Regions from separate parts of the Homo sapiens genome. Here region 1 is linked to region 2. Evidence: read pairs that join two places in POLR2A ChIA-PET (ENCODE). Cell type or tissue: Panc1. All regions are shown on one strand. Links, peaks and the distances in the headings refer to the core of each region. The heading gives the core; the rest is flanking DNA.

Region 1 (2,903 bases), core at 284-2,783, 76 kb after region 2:
AGCTCTTCCCAGCCTAGGGGAAGCCTGGATTTGCCCCTCCATGTAGGAGCTGGGCCTAGGGACCTGTTGAACTCTCTCAGCTGAGTCAGGGGACACCTCAGGCACTGGGACAGTTGGGCATTTGGAGGCCCGTGTGTGAATTCCTGCTCCTCATGCTGGAGTGCCTCCCATTTCCTTCCCCTTTCTCTGTCATCCCAGAGGAACATAGGCATCATGTGTCTGGATGAAGCTGGGGCTGCAAGACTGCCTCTCCTGCAAGGCAGCTCATACTTGTACTGTATGTTCAGAAATTTTAGGAGAGAAAAAAGTAAAAAATTTGTAAAAAATGACTGAAAAGATTGATGGGAGAAGCAGCCCAGAGTTGGGGATGGTTCTTGTTAATGCCATCAGCACAGGAAAATGGGCAGCTGGGCAAGATGGGGACCCCCCACCCCCGACCCCTGGCTGCTCCCTGAGGGGCTGAAGCTCTCCTAGCACACAAATCCCCAGGGTCTAGCTGCTGAGCCTCCCAGGCCACTCCGGGCCCTGGCAGGCCCTAGAGCTGTAGCTGTGAATGGTACAGCTGTGTGTCCTTTCTGTCCCCCCAACTGTCTACTGTGCTGGAGTCTCCAGACTGTGGGGGTTAGATACATACAATAACTGGGAGCTGGGGGTGAGTTGTCTCCAGGGGTGGCAAGAACTGAGCATTCTGTCTTAGAGATAAACCATGGGTAAGAACAGCGCCTTATGATGGAGAGGCCCTTATCATCAGATCTAGGCAGGGACAGAAGGCCTCCCAGATTGGGGTTTGGAGGGAAAGAAAAAAGGAGTAAGAGTCTGAGGCAATAGCTCTTGGAAGGCTGCTTGGCAGTGCGCATGTGGTGGTGGTGGTGGCGGTGGTGGGGAGCTGGGGCAATGGGCTTCTTATCCAGCTGGAGTTACCATGGAGACAATCAAGTCCCTGTCTAACATTGCAGTTGAACGTGATGAGGGGGCTGCACAAGGTGGCCTGACAAGAGCCCAGGAGTCATTCCTCAGAGAACTGCTTTATTGATACTGCGAGCCTGGGCTTGGCTGCCCACTCAAGTGGTCCTGTAGAAAATACCTGGGAGCTGGAGCTGTTCTGGTCCAGAAGCAGTCACCGCCACAGCAGAGGGAAACAAATCCTGACAGGAACAGTCTTTCTGGGGATGGGCAGGGATGTGCAGCCCCAGGTCGGCTCCTGCATTTGCTGGGCCCCCAGAACATTTTTGGCAAATCCTTGCCTTGGCTCAGGGCTCTCGGCAACCAGTTTCAGATGTGAGGGCCGGCCCAGGAGCTGTGGCATCAGTGTCCCTGCAGCCACTTGCTTGGGGCTGCCAGCTGATGTACATTCTTACCTCAGATGAGGGCCTGGACTGGCCGATGCCTCAGAGGCTCCGGGCCTGGCATAGTGGTTGTCTGGAGTTGGAACCAGGTAGCAAGAGTCCTGGGTAGTGTTGGCGAGAAACAGCAGAAGGCCATGGAAAGCCCCAGCAGGCCTTCTTCCCTCTCCTCAGAGCAGTCAGGTGCCCTGGAGTAGCTGAGAGGATGTCAAGGGGGGCTTGGGAGGGGAGGTGCCACACTCAAGGTGGTCTGGAGTTACAGCGTCGGGGGAGCTGCCTCGAAGGTGATTAGACTGGATTCTGGGGCAGCCCCCTTCCCTGGGGGTGTGGGAGCTTTGTCTGAGGGCAGGGGGCTGTCCACCTTGGCCCCAGACTCCTCTTCATCATCATCCATGCTGGGCCAGATGGACTGGTCTTCCACTCTCTTCAGCCGCTCATTGAGTGCCTTCAGGGCCAGTTGCCTGGGGCCAGAGGAGAGAGGAAAGGTCACTCTGGGTTTGGCCTTGGCTCATGCCCTCTACCCTTCCGCAGCAGGCTGACTCCTCACCGTACCACCTAGACTCCTCCCCCAGAATCCTATGTTTCCCCTTCACCATGCAGAGCCTGGGACTCCCCAGAGATTGGTTTAGGACCCACTCTGCCATCAGAATGATAACCCAAAGGCTCTAAGAATCTTCCCTCCATAGCTGAGGCACCTCCGGGATGGGAAGGTCAGCTGGGTGTCTGCCAGACTGCCCACGAGGCCAGCCACCAGGAATGGTTCTGAGGGTGGTATCTAAGGGTCAGTGGAACTAGTGCCCTAGGGCAGATGGGTGGAACGGCAAGTTCTGGAGTTTCCAGGAGTTTCTGCCTGGGTGCTGGCATCACATCCAAGGGAAGGGTTATTAATTCTCCCCCTCTCCTGGTTAGGGGTATCTTGAGCCTCCTGGCAAGGGTCAATGGGGAAGGCTGGAATTCAACACCTCCCTTGGCTCTCAGCCCAGGAAGCAGGGCCAACTTGGGTGAGTCTACCCCTCCTAACTGATGCTAATATTCTCCCTCTCAGAAGAACCCCCAAAGCCACCAAGGCCCTTGTTAGAGCAGGGACTTAGCGGAGCCCTTGCAAGAGGAGAAGAAGGAGAAACAGCTCACATGGGTAGGCACAGGCCAGAGCCTACTGCTTCCACAGGGTGGACCCTTAGAGGCCCCACTTTGAGGGCAGGTGGGAAAGTCCAACAGAAGAAGGTTTACACATGTGCTTGGGACCCTGACCCACCAGAAGGTGGAGTGCTGCAGCTGCCAGGGAACCGTTTCAACAGTGACCACTGTGGACTCCTATACCTCAGCCTCTCTGTGCCACCAATGTGGGGACAGCCTGTGTAGCCTTTCAGGTTCCAGCTGAGAACCAAAATCTCCACCATGTCAGGGAACACGACAAGAGAGGCAACAAGGGCACAGGTGTAGAAAGCCCTAGCACGCTTCCCCCCTGCCCGTCAGTCTCACACATGACAAGTTGGTATAGACAGGACAGTCTTTCCCTGCTGCTACCCAGGCTGCCATCCTGATGATGCCCTTGCCAGT
Region 2 (2,903 bases), core at 189-2,688:
TTTAATCCCAGCTACTCAGGAGGCTGAGGTAAGATAATTGCTTGAACCAGGGAGGCAGAGGTTGCAGTGAGCCGAGATCGCCCCACTGCACTCCAGCCTGGGCAACAGAGCGAGACTCTGTCTCAAAGAAAAGAAAACTGGGTGATGTGGAAAAGAATGTACACAGAAGGCCTCACTGAAGGGGTGGCATTTGAGTTCGCTGACAAGACGGGGCTGGCCACAGGGCTATCTGGGAGCAGAGCATTCCAGGAGGGAACAGCCACCACCAAGCCCCTGAGGTGGTAACAAGCTTGTTGACTTTGAGGAACATCAGGGAGGCCAGTGTGAGACAACGGAGTGACAGGTTTGAGGTGTGTAGGAAGTAGAGCCCACAGTCTTGCTTTGCCCCCACTGGGAAGGAAGGGCACAGGGATCCAACCACAGAGGGAAAGCTGGAAGCTGGACCACCTCCTCCTTTCAAGGTAAGCAGTGATGCGCATCCTTACACAACCTTATGGGACCTGTCTGCCCTTGTGGAGATGGGAGCAGGGGAAGACCAAAACCGTGGATTGTGCTAAATGCTCCAGATGTTGTTCTCAGTGTACACTGCCAGGGAGGAGCCACTGTTATTCCGACTTTACACATGAGCAAACTGAGTTCAGAGAGGGGAGACCCTTTACCTAAGGTTGCAAGCTTAGTAACAAATGAACCAGCCTCCAACCTAGGTCCACCCACTGGCCAGCATGGGTGCTGTTGGTGTATCTGCCCACTTGTGAAGCTATCAGAGCCCTCATGGCATTGGGATTCAGTTGTCCATCACCCTCTATAAGACACACACAACAATAGCATTGTGTGCTAGCAGGTCATGCAGTGGAGGCTGCTGTGTTTGCTGGGAGGAGAGATGACTGGGCTGTGGGTAGGAGTCTGCAGGGGTAGAGGGGTGGCCAAATAGAGATGCACAGGCTTCCTTTGTCTGTCTTGGCTGCCACATGGGGCCTTGCTGAGCCTGGAGTGGCCATTCTGGATGTATGGGGGAGGTGTGCTTCCCCTTGAAGGTCCCTGGGCACCTGGACTAGTGGAGGCAGGCTCCTGGCTGGCTCCCTCACCAGGTAGATAGTTCAGGCTGGCCCACGTGGATCACTCTGCCCCTTCCCATGGCTGAGGGCTGCCCCCTCTAAATATAGCCCAGTGGGCTGAGCTCAGGCCTATTTTAGGCCAAGGCTGGGAGGCAGCCAGGCCTTCCCTGGGCTCACAAAGGAGCCACTGCTGCATTTGTCCAGTCCTGCTACTGGATGCCATCATTGGCCCCCGACTGCCCACTGCTTGCCATGCCTGAGGAGACCCAAGAAGGTAGGAGAGGGTGACCATGAGGGAGGGCAAGGCCTCAGTCCTGTGACCTTGTGGACCATGGAGAGACCCACCCTCTGTCCCACTGACCTCACTGTCTTGAGTAGTTAGTTACCCATTTTCATGCTCCAGCTCCAGTAAAAGGACCTGCCCCCTGTGCAGGGAGGAAAAGCCTGCCATGCCTGGAGCCCCTTGTCACCTCAGGCCCTGCTTCAGTTTCCCCTGCTGGGGACATCAAGGAGGGATGGGAGAAGCTACCCAGTTAGGAGTGGGTCAACTACAGGCTGTGCTCAGGTGGGTGTGGGCATCCGGTCAGCTGCCTGGCCGGTTCAGCTCTTAAGGAAGGAAGCTGGGATTGGGGTGGGTAGTGGTTCCAGAAAGCATTTGGGTACCTGTCCCATGGACTGAAAAGTAGTTAGGCCTCTGGCCTCCCCTGACTTGGGTCTAAATATCCCCAACTGCCTAGGGTTGGGGGTCCCTTGGCCTGGTCAGACAGAGACTCAGCTAGTCAAGAGCTTGGTGGCCACTCACCTAACTGCACCACTGCATATAAGAAGTACTGATGCTCAGAGGGGCCAGGGCAGCAGGAATCTAGGAAGCTACAGGTCCAGTACTGGCCAGGACGTAGGACTGTCTGCTCCATGGCTCCATGTTATGGCCCATGACAGAGCATGGCCCAGCTAGCAAGCTCCTCTTATCACATTTTCAACTTTTTTTTTTTTTTTGAGATGGAATCTCGCTCTGTCACCCAGGCCGGAGTACAGTGGCGTGATCTCGGCTCACTGCAACCTCCGCCTCCCAGATTCAAGCAATTCTCTGCCTCAGCCTCCCAAGTAGCTGGGATTACAGGCGCCTGCCACCATGCCTAGCTAATTTTTGTATTTTTAGTAGAGACGGGGGTTCACCATCTTGGCCAGGCTGGTCTTGAACTCCTGACCTCGTAAGCCACCCACCTCAGCCTCCCAAAGTGTTGGGATTACAGGGGTGAGCCACCGCGCCTGGCCTCAACTTTTTTTTTTTTTGTCACCCAGGCTGGAGTGCAGTGGTGCGGTCTCGGCTCACTGCAACCTCTGCCTCCCAGATTCAAGCTATTCTCCTGTCTCAGGCTCCCAAGTAGCTGGGATTACAGGCATGTGCTACCATGCCCGGCTAATTTTTGTATTTTTAGTAGAGACAAGGTTTCACCGTGTTGGCCAGGCTGGTCTCAAACTCCTGACCTCAGGTGATCCACCCACCTTGGCCTCCCAAATTGTTGGGATTACAGGCGTGAGCCACTGCCAACATTTTCAACATTGCAGGAGAGGGGCCTTGCCCCTGGTAGGGGGAAATGTTTACTTTCATGCATGTGTGTGTGTAGAGAAGGGTCTCCCTGGTCTTGAACTCCTGGCCTCAACCAATCCAATCCTCCCACCTTGGCCTTTCTTTTCTTTTTTTTTTTTTTTTGAGATGGAGTCTCGCTCTGTCGCCCAGGCTGGAGTGCAGTGGCGCGATCTCAGCTCACTGCAAGCTCCGCCTTCCGGGTTCACGCCATTCTCCTGCCTCAGCCTCCTGAGTAGCTGGGACTACAGGAGCCCGCC

The links. ChIA-PET counts read pairs that join two places held together with the same protein. Peaks named below come from ENCODE experiments on the same cell type or tissue, not always from the same donor. Only the 100,000 strongest peaks of a DNase experiment are listed, where the experiment ranks them.
Region 1: POLR2A ChIA-PET joins it to region 2 with 12 read pairs; 8 of 35 experiments call an interaction of 5 or more read pairs at or near these places.

What each region holds. Positions count from the first base shown.
Region 1 is chr3:50,353,744-50,356,646 of GRCh38, forward strand. CYB561D2 (cytochrome b561 family member D2) reads left to right here. Exons shown (of 4, transcript NM_001291284.2): 4 at 1-326. The coding sequence ends at 1. TMEM115 (transmembrane protein 115) reads right to left here. Exons shown (of 2, transcript NM_007024.5): 2 at 1,007-1,804. The coding sequence ends at 1,600. The region is part of intron 2 of LOC127898564 (CYB561D2-LOC101928965); the gene reads left to right. Among named protein-coding and RNA genes, the nearest start is that of TMEM115, 4.3 kb to the right of the region's middle. In Panc1, for the core only: no CTCF peak of the experiment used is centred there; no DNase peak of the experiment used is centred there.
Region 2 is chr3:50,277,843-50,280,745 of GRCh38, forward strand. It overlaps LSMEM2 (leucine rich single-pass membrane protein 2), which reads left to right and starts at 1,245. Exons shown (of 4, transcript NM_153215.3): 1 at 1,245-1,329. The coding sequence starts at 1,272. In Panc1, for the core only: no CTCF peak of the experiment used is centred there; no DNase peak of the experiment used is centred there.